Regions from separate parts of the Mus musculus genome. Here region 2 is linked to region 1. The links are chromatin contacts, found by Hi-C or POLR2A ChIA-PET in ENCODE. All regions are on one chromosome and are shown on one strand. The core of a region is the stretch at or near the end of the contact, and the rest is flanking DNA. Distances in the headings are between cores, read along the strand shown.

Region 1 (5,192 bases), core at 1,557-4,056:
ATCAAACAATCTTTCTTCAAGGTTTGCAAATCAGAATCCTTTCATATTATCTATCTTATAAAGTCATTCAATTTCCCTATTTACTCTTCTTTAACTACTTTAACTGGAAAAAAAAATCACATCTCGATTTATAAAGACCACATTTACAAACCTTTTTAATCCTGGGGAAAGGCACTAGTGATCATCTTCAATACACAAAGCAGTATTCTCACTGCCCCTTCAGTGTTAAAAAGCTTGGCACTAGACTTTGTAACATTCCTATGAACCTTGAGCTTATCTTTCTAGGGGGAGTATGTTATAAGACACAATGTTTGAAATTTAAATGCCTCAGAAAATCCATGATTTCATCACTAAGTGTTACAATGAAATCCTCTTCTTACCAGACTAAAAGATGCAAGAGGAAAACTGAGGGTTTCCCAAACAGACTGTCAAGCATGCTACTTCCCCAAAACAAATCTGACTGTATGTAGACCCTCCCAAATCAGAAGACAGTCTACTAAGACTTAACTACACTAGCAAACTTCACCTTCACTATAAAGCTGGAAAAAAAAAAAAAAAACAATCAGCATTTGAAACAACCCAACATTTAAAAAACTTTATTTCCAATTACATTTACCAAAACCAAAATAAAAACTAAAACAAAAAGCCCTTTGTTATTTACCTGTTGTGAAAACATAAAAACTATATAGAGAATTAAATTATTCTCAAGGCATAATTCAACATGCTGACATTACAATCATTTTTAAGCCTCAGAAAGCTATCCCTTTCTCTGATCACTAGCTCTTCAATTTAAAATCTTATAGGATGAGTTAAGTGCAATTTTACCTTCATGAAAGACTATGATCTTATGTGTAGCAACAGTATGAACTGAAGGAAATGGGTAAGTACAGTTGAATTTAGAGATCACCATTCTTCACAAACACTGTTTTAATACATGAATATCTCAGGAAACCTTCTTACAACAAGAATTATTAATATATAGTCTGTAAGCAAGCAAATAGCCTGTTTAAGCTTTTCAAAGTGTTTTCACGATTTTAACATTATCCTCTCAACTTTTGTAACAAGAATTAAAGTAAAAGTAATTCCAACTCAATTAATGGACAACAAATACTAATTGTATTGTCTTATACAACATACAGATATGTCTCAGTAAACATTCCATTTGTATAATATTACATTTACTATAATTTAAATCATCTTTAAGGGAACATGTCTCCCTAAAAGTTGCCGTTTACAAGACAAAATAGAGATCTCCAAAAATACACAAAAACAAAACTAAAGTGTATATACAAATGTCATAAAAGCATTGTTACTTCATCCTCATTTCCTAAATTCACAGGAAAAGAAATGTCATTTTAGTGTGTTTTAAAACACACACACACACACACACTACTTTGTTTACCTTTTCCTCAGACTGTCCAAGTACTGCCAAGGTAACATAGATTTTAAAACTGACAACTAGACTACTTAGCAGTTGCCAAAACAACGCAGCTGGATTCTTAAAGGGAAAGTACTCTTGTGTAATATACACCTAATTACTGCTTTACAGAACCTCACTGTCATACAGTAATGGATGTTTCAAGAAAGACATAAGAGAAACACGATGCGCTGCGCTACAAACTTGAAAACTGTTATACAATATTAGTTTTAAAATAGTTGTCAACACATCGCAGCAGGTCTTTCTAATTTCAATTTCTGGAATCCCAATTTCACAGTAAACATACAGGTTAGCGCGACGGTGTAGTCAGTCTACACTCCGTTGCCTTCTGGATCATGATGACAGGGGCTTCAGAGCTCAGGGACCTATTTAAGGTCCGAGTGAGCAAGAATTTGATAGTTACACTTTTCCAGGGGGAGGGGGGAAATGCTAATTCAGAAAACGCTCACCTTTCCCAAACTTGTCTGCAATATCACTGATCTTTAATCCTCAACCGCCCAAAAACAGATGACATCGAACCCAAAGGCAAAGTTTCCATCTCACCCTGAGACCTAAGGCGGGATCTACCCGATTGCAAGGAGCGGGTCCCTTCTGCAGCCCCGACTCCCAAGACCTTTTCCCCGCACCCGCAGGTGCTCGAACCCGGCCACCGCCCGGGCCAGGTCCAGACACACAACCTAACGCCGATATCCCCACGGGAGAGTTCGACCCCCTACCTCCCGCCCCAGTGAACCAACCTTCCCCCCGAAGCAGAAGTGGGGGAACTTTAAGTGCGACCACAGGGCCGGACGCCCCCCGCACTGGCGGTTTACGGAGCGGGGAGACCCCGAGATCCGCGACGCTGGAGGAATGGACCGAGTGGCTCCGCGGCCCCCTGGGAACTCCGTCAACTTTCAGGGAGGAGCGGGGCGGCGCGGCTGGGGGCCCCAGAGGTGGCGCGCACAGGGAGGCGGCTCGCGACAGTCCCCCCCGCGGGCCCCCGCCGCCGCGCCCGCAGCCCCCCGGGCTCGCCCCAGGGCACCCCGCCCCCACCGCACGGGGCCGCGCCCCTCCGCTCTCCCGAGGGCCCGGCCGCCCCACGCCCAGCCTCGCCCCGGCGCCCGGAGCCGCGCGGGCACCCCTCCTCGGCCTCGCAGCCCCTCCGTGGTAGTGCCCCCCACTCCCAGCGCGGCCCGACCCCCTTCCCAGCCGCCGCCACATCCCCGCCGCCCGCGGCCCCTCACCGAGTCTCCGCTACTGCCGGCGGGCGCGCACACGCCGCAGCCCCGGCCCGGCCCGCCACAGCACTCCGCGCCGCCCGGAGCCGCCTCCTTCAGCCCGGGACTCGCCGGGACATCCGCGCACGGATCCCCACACCGGGGCTATTTTTAGGAGTCAGGCCTCGGCCAGGCCGGAACTCGTTCTTCGCGGCGCGCGTGCGCACTGCGAGGACGTCTTGGTGTCCCTCCGCGGGCCTCGCCTCTCCCTTCCTCTCGGCTTCCTCTCTTTCTTCTCTCCCGGGCTCTCCTTTTAGGGTATATTTCTGCTCTCGGTGGGTCCTGAAGGGTTTGTCATGGACAAGACGAGGGACTAGTCAGAGAGAGCCGCGCCTTCTCAACAGCTAGCGCTGTGGCACAAGGACAAGAGGGGCGGACTATGTTTTTCCGGGTGGGTGAGGCGACAGATCACCCGGCACAGGAAGGAGATGACGGCTGCTTGGCGCCGGGGCTGCAGCCTGGAGCGCGCTTCCCTCTTTGAAGGACCGTGTTCTCCTGGAAGGGATACTGGTCACTTGATGAGGGCCTGGGCGTGGCGGGCCGGTGGCGTCGCGCCCCCGCCGCCTCCTGGTCCAGCCCGGGCCCACGGCTCCGGTGACGCGGCGCGTGACTAGTCCCCGCGCTTGGTCCGTGACCACAGCCGAGAGGCCCGACCCGGCGGGACGGCCCAGACGCCCTGTGCGGTGCTCGGGACCGAGGCCAGCTCCCCGCCCTCGTGTGCGCCGGGCCTGCCCAAACCTCGGCTCGCCACGCCCTCACTGTGGTCGGGGCCACACCTGTGTCCAGGCCTGGACAGCTGCTGGGTCACCCCCGCCGGGCCAGCAGTTGGATGCTGTCCCTGGCCACCCAATCCCAGCAGGGGCTTGGAAAGCAGAAACACCTTGAGAATGAGGCAACCTGCCTATTTGGGCTACTAATACTAGCTAGTATGGATTAGTGGTAAACTGTATCTCACTTAGTACTCACATCGCAGTGAAGTTCACCTCATTTTCTGTTCCCATTCGGCAGATAAGAAAGGAAAACTGAGAACCACTCTGACCACGCAGGGTCACACAGCGTCAGAGAAGGGCCATAAGGATCTGAATTCCTAACTACTCGACGAACTGATTTTTCTGAGGGGAAAAGATGTCTTTGAGACAGCACTTGTATTTTGTTAACTTACTGATTTTGTCCAGAGAAGGCTTATGGGGGTGACTCTCTGCTGGTCCTCACCCCCAAAAGTTGCTACCGCTGTAGAGGTAATAAGAATGTGATGGCTGGTATCCGAACCCAGAGCTGCCCATGCAATGGGCACAAACCCTCATTCGAAAATGAGAGGCTCAATTCTGTGGTTAGGGCTTTAAAACAAGTCTTTGGGGGTGGGTGAGCAGATGTGCGGAGGAACTGGGAAGTTACAAAGGAAGCTGGAGGCTCTCTGGCTTCCTCCCTCAAGGACAACAAGGCAATGTGCTGGAGAGAGGCTGACACAAAGGCAGTACAGAGATACGAGATTACCAGACACTGGAAAATAAGCCCAGGGCTTCTACTCAGGGCCTCGCTTCAGTGTTCAGGGGAGTTTGGTGGAGGGGGGTGGCAGGGAGCTGTTATCTTCCCCTCTAGCCTGTCAGGCCCTTTGAGAGGAAAAGGCCTGTGCCCAGGCTGCAGGGAGGATTTTAAAACACACTAATTCTGGTGTAAAGCAGCAAGGTATGAGGAAAGGCACGAGTGTTATCCCACCAGAAGCCGCAGCAGCTGTATTCAACTGTTCTACTCCAAGAGAATGGCTGTTCTGGTGATTTCCACTAAAACTAAAGGTAAAGGAGAGTGAAGACTAGGCCCTTCTCACCAGCTTTTCACCCTGAGAGAGAGGGAAGGACAAAGAGGACAAATTGTTTCAGAAGACATTTGACTCTCTCATAGCTCCCCCATCCCTGCCTTCTGTTTGCAGTCCTCCTGGAACACAGGAGACTCAACTCCAGCCTGTCCACCCATCCCATCGCCTAATGCTTTTGGTCACCCTAGAAGCCAGGCAGAGGACTTGGCCATAAGTGCAGCCAAGGGAAAAGGCTGTTTGCACAGTTTTAGAGAGAACCCTTTTTCTCAGCATCTGCATCACAATATCATTGCCTAAGAATTAGGAGTGATCAGAGGATAAAAAGAGAGAGGGAAGAAGGAGGGGAAGGAAGAGAAGACAGCTGTTGGAAGATATATTACCAAAGCACACTCAACTGTTACTTATAGTTAAAATAAGTGTTTGGGGGAAGGCGTTGAAGCATCTGCACCTGAAGTCCAGTGCCCAGCAACTTCCCAGTGCTCAGCTTGGCGTGGACCATATGCCCAGCATGGCTGTGTGCTGCTGACTCCAAAGGAACGACTGAGGAGCAGCACGTTGTCCTCCTATTCTGTCTGGCCTCCTTAAAGCCCCAGTGAGCGGGCTGCAGGGACTCAGCATTGCTCTGGCACTGGGCCTGAGTGAAGAACAGCCCTTCTTTCTACAAAGAGGCTGCCAGGTCACAGCA
Region 2 (5,192 bases), core at 955-3,454, 42 kb after region 1:
TGTAAACACCAGAAACCACACTGTTTTGCACAGAAAGGGATTTGGTACAAGGATGTGTGCTTTTAAAAAGCACTGGAAGGTTTCAGGCGCAGACCTCGGGTTGGGTGGAGAGAAACGACGAATACAGCTGTGTGGAGCTGGCACTGCAGGATGGGGGGAGGAGGGACACCCACAAACTGTGCGAGACACGCTGCCTACGCGCAGCGCTCAAGGGAGCCAAGAACCAGAGGAGAAATTTGAGCTCACACGTACCAATAGGTGGTTTTTAAAACAAATGGTTTTGTTTTTATACTTTATTGATTGATAGATTGACTGACTGACTGACTGACTGACTGACTGACTGATTTAGTGTGTGCACACAAGAGCCTCTCTGCTCATGTGGAGGGCAGGGGATAACTTACAGCAGTCACCTTTTTCCTTTCCTTCTACTGTATATAGGGTTTCCAGGACCACACTCAGGTTTTCAGGCTTGATACCAAGCCCTTTAACCACAAACCATCTTGCTGGCTCCCAAAGAGTAGTTTTTGGCCCCCTAGCAAAACAGGAGCCTCCTATGTCCTGACATTGCAGAAAATGTTTGGAACTGTATTGTCTAGGGCAGACTCCAGCATAGCCTCTGTATCATTTGTCAACAGAAGAAATAGAAGGTGGTGGGCATCTGAATTTAATAGGCACCTGAGTTTAAAAGGGAGTGACCGGCATCCAAAAGTTGAGCTGCAAGGGATCCTAGAAACATTAACTTAAAAAAAGAGAGAGAGAGAGAAGGAGAGAGAGAGAGAGAGAGAGAGAGAGAGAGAGAGAGAGAGAGAGATCATGTGTTGCACTAAACTCCATTTGGAGGTTAGAAGACCGCTTTTGAGAACTGATATTCCACTACATGAATCTCAGGCTTGAACTCAGGTCATCAGGCTTGGTGACGGACTCCTTTACACACTGAGTCACCTTGACAACGCATAACGTTTATAACCTTCTAGTCTTGTGTAGACAAATTGCAGCTAAAAGACAAAATAATGGAGTCGGCTCACCATACTCTCCTCACTCAACTTTCTAGCAGGCTTCTCCCCACCTGCTCCTCTCCATACTCTGATCTCCCTTTCCTTCCTTCTCCTCTTCCTCCTTTTGCTATTGTGTTTGGTATTTTGCTTGTTTGTTTGCTTGCTTGCTTTTTGAGATAGGATGTCATAATGCAGCTCAGGTTGGCCTTAAACTCAAGATTCTCCTGCCTCTGCCTCCTAAGTGCTGAGATGACAGGCAAGTGTCACCACACCCAGCTCCTTGAAACCTTTTCTTCATGTTGAAAGTATTGTAAAACTGAGAGTAGATTAAATTTGTACTTAAAAACATAGCCTCTCTGACTCTTACCCTTAAAGACCATATAAGTCCTGGAAGAGACTGCTCAAATCCTGGCCTAACACACTTGGAGGATTTTTGGAGCAGGAGGGAACTCTGCCCTCATTAAAAAAAAAAAAAAAAAACTAGAGAAAGACATGCTCGGAGAAGTCCTGGGAGTTCACTTTCAGCATTGAACACTCAGGACCAAATAATCCCCCATTTGTATAAATACTTGCTATTCTAAGAGGAAGCTCCTAAAATTATATTTTCATAGGCATTGAAAGAGTTTACCCACCACAGAGGTAGATGTGTAACTGAGCAGCCTTGTCATGCCTGGGGCAAGCTGCAAGTGCCCCTCCGATTTGCCCCCCTAATTTGCCAAACCATGGGACGACAAACCTACAATTGGAGCTGTATTTTTAAATCATCTGAGTTTTATGTGGCACTTTTCCCCTCTGCACACAGTCTGGCCAAATACTGTTATTTTCACAGAGGAAATACACAGAGTGGGCTCAAAATTACTAGGCACATTTAAAGTCAGGAAGAGGCAGTGGGTTTTCTGGGGCCACCACCAAGCTGGACTCTGCTCAGTTGTCTCAGCCGCATGATGCCACAAAGTCTAGCACCTGGGACAGCCATGGCCTGACCTTGGAGTGGGGAGAAGGCTGCTTCTAGTCTTCCTGTGCAAATCTGTATGAGACCTTACCAGCCATTAGAAAATTGCCCGCTTGGGGTTGGGAATTAGGAGGGAGTCTGGTCCTGGATTCCATGTCAGAGAAAATGTCAGCTATGTTCTCGTTGCTTCCGTGGTAAAATGTTCTTACTCCACCCCCCAATGAAGCTCATGACATTTCATCTGTTCTAGAAATGACAGAAGACAGGTCCCTCTGGGATTCACGCGCCTCTGCTGGGATTTTCACACCGTTCGCCATGTTAACATGAAGCAACAGCTGGGTTGAAGAGAGCTGATAAAAATAGCAATGTAACTCTGCAAGCAAGCTGCACGAGGAAGGGGAGGGGAGAGTCAGGCCTGCAGTGTGGGGTGGCAGAGATTTCTTTGCTTTTCTGACTCTAGACTTGCTCATTATAGAACCCCGATTTTTCAGAAAGAGCCAAGCAAATTGATCTTCCATCTATATGTTTAGTAGGAGACTGAGAGGACAGCCAGGCTGTTTCAGTCTTCTTTTTTTTTTTTTTTTTTTTTTTTTTCCATTTTTTATTAGGTATTTAGCTCATTTACATTTCCAATGCTATACCAAAAGTCCCCCTTACCCACCCACCCCCACTCCCCTACCCACCCACTCCCCCCCTTTGGCCCTGGCGTTCCCCTGTACCGGGGCACACAAAGTCTGCGTGTCCAATGGGCCTCTCTTTCCAGTGATGGCCGACTAGGCCATCTTTTGATACATATGCAGCTAGAGTCAAGAGCTCAGGGGTACTGGTTAGTTCATAATGTTGTTCCACCTATAGGGTTGAAGATCCCTTTAGCTCCTTGGGTACTTTCTCTAGCTCCTCCATTGGGAGCCCTGTGATCCATCCATTAGCTGACTGTGAGCATCCACTTCTGTGTTTGCTAGGCCCCGGCATAGTCTCACAAGAGACAGCTACATCTGGGTCCTTTCAGTAAAATCTTGCTAGTGTATGCAATGGTGTCAGCATTTGGAAGCTGATTATGGGGTGGATCCCTGGATATGGCAGTCTCTACATGGTCCATCCTTTCATCTCAGCTCCATACTTTGTTTCTGTAACTCCTTCCATGGGTGTTTTGTTCCCACTTCTAAGGAGGGGCATAGTGTCCACACTTCAGTCTTCATTTTTCTTGAGTTTCATGTGTTTAGGAAATTGTATCTTATATCGTGGGTATCCTAGGTTTTGGGCTAGTATCCACTTATCAGTGAGTACATATTGTGTGAGTTCCTTTGTGATTGTGTTACCTCACTCAGGATGATGCTCTCCAGGTCCATCCATTTGGCTAGGAATTTCATAAATTCATTCTTTTTAATAGCTGAGTAGTACTCCATTGTGTAGATGTACCACATTTTCTGTATCCATTCCTCTGTTGAGGGGCATCTGGGTTCTTTCCAGTTTCTGGCTATTATAAATAAGGCTGCTATGAACATAGTGGAGCATGTGTCCTTCTTACCAGTTGGGGCTTCTTCTGGATATATGCCCAGGAGAGGTATTGCTGGATCCTCCGGTAGTACTATGTCCAATTTTCTGAGGAACCGCCAGACTGATTTCCAGAGTGGTTGTACAAGCCTGCAATCCCACCAACAATGGAGGAGTGTTCCTCTTTCTCCACATCCTCGCCAGCATCTGCTGTCACCTGAATTTTTGATCTTAGCCATTCTCACTGGTGTGAGGTGGAATCTCAGGGTTGTTTTGATTTGCATTTCCCTGATGATTAAGGATGTTGAACATTTTTTCAGGTGCTTCTCTGCCATTCGGTATTCCTCAGGTGAGAATTCTTTGTTCAGTTCTGAGCCCCATTTTTAAGGGGGTTATTTGATTTTCTGAGGTCCACCTTCTTGAGTTCTTTATATATGTTGGATATTAGTCCCCTATCTGATTTAGGATAGGTAAAGATCCTTTCCCAGTCTGTTGGTGGTCTTTTTGTCTTATAGACAGTGTCTTTTGCCTTGCAGAAACTTTGGAGTTTCATTAGGTCCCATTTGTCAATTCTCGATCTTACAGCACAAGCCATTGCTGTTCTGTTCAGGAATTTTTCCCCTGTGCCCATATCTTCAAGGCTTTTCCCCACTTTCTCCTCTATAAGTTTCAGTGTCTCTGGTTTTATGTGAAGTTCCTTGATCCACTTAGATTTGACCTTAGTACAAGGAGATAAGTATGGATCGATTCGCATTCTTCTACATGATAACAACCAGTTGTGCCAGCACCAATTGTTGAAAATGCTGTCTTTCTTCCACTGGATGGTTTTGGCTCCCTTGTCGAAGATCAAGTGACCATAGGTGTGTGGGTTCATTTCTGGGTCTTCAATTCTATTCCATTGGTCCACTTGTCTGTCTCTATACCAGTACCATGCAGTTTTTATCACAATTGCTCTGTAGTAAAGCTTTAGGTCAGGCATGGTGATTCCACCAGAGGTTCTTTTATCCTTGAGAAGAGTTTTTGCTATCCTCGGTTTTTTGTTATTCCAGATGAATTTGCAAATTGCTCCTTCTAATTCGTTGAAGAATTGAGTTGGAATTTTAATGGGGATTGCATTGAATCTGTAGATTGCTTTTGGCAAGATAGCCATTTTTACAATGTTGGTCCTGCCAATCCATGAGCATGGGAGATCTTTCCATCTTCTGAGATCTTCTTTAATTTCTTTCTTCAGGGACTTGAAGTTTTTATCATACAGATCTTTCACTTCCTTCGTTAGAGTCACGCCGAGATATTTTATATTATTTGTGGCTATTGAGAAGGGTGTTGTTTCCCTAATTTCTTCACCTAAGCAGACTAAATTCCTAAGTTCCTTGGAGTCCCGGGACCAAGATGGCGACCGCTGCTGCTGTGGCTTAGGTCGCCTCCCCAGCCAGGTGGGCACCTGTCCTCCGGTCCGGAAGGTGGCCGGCTGTCCCCGGCCCACACAGGGTGCTGCCTCAGCCCCTCTGTGCTTCTGCCTGTTCCAGAGGCTGTCAGGTTCTCTGGCGCACCCTCTCACCTGTTCAGACTAATTTCCTAAGTTCGGCGGGTCCCGGACCAAGATGGCGACCGCTGCTGCTGTGGCTTAGGTCGCCTCCCCAGCCGGGCGGGCACCTGTCCTCCGGTCCGGAAGGTGGCCGGCTGTCCCCGGCCCACACAGGGTGCTGCCTCAGCCCCTCTGTGCTTCTGCCTGTTCCAGAGGCTGTCAGGTT

The links. Hi-C counts contacts between places; a loop is a spot of excess contacts on that map. ChIA-PET counts read pairs that join two places held with the same protein, here RNA polymerase II (POLR2A).
Region 2: a map of heart shows a loop between it and region 1 (2.5-fold over the local background). The contact joins the enhancer-like site here to the promoter of Mef2a in region 1. A Hi-C loop is called at or near these places in 10 of 37 maps with a recorded cell type or tissue (CH12.LX, adrenal gland, gastrocnemius and 2 more). POLR2A ChIA-PET finds 5 or more read pairs at or near these places in 1 of 5 experiments (Patski).

What each region holds. Positions count from the first base shown.
Region 1 is chr7:67,370,052-67,375,243 of GRCm38, forward strand. It overlaps Mef2a (myocyte enhancer factor 2A), which reads right to left and starts at 2,807. Exons shown (of 11, transcript NM_001291195.1): 1 at 2,662-2,807.
Region 2 is chr7:67,412,752-67,417,943 of GRCm38, forward strand. No RefSeq gene overlaps it. Among named protein-coding and RNA genes, the nearest start is that of Gm51462, 3.8 kb to the right of the region's middle. Within about 2 kb of position 2,205, at least 1 of the 3 ENCODE cell types and tissues checked has a DNase peak (open chromatin) inside an H3K27ac peak, as active enhancers do; it is heart, where a contact is called at or near this core.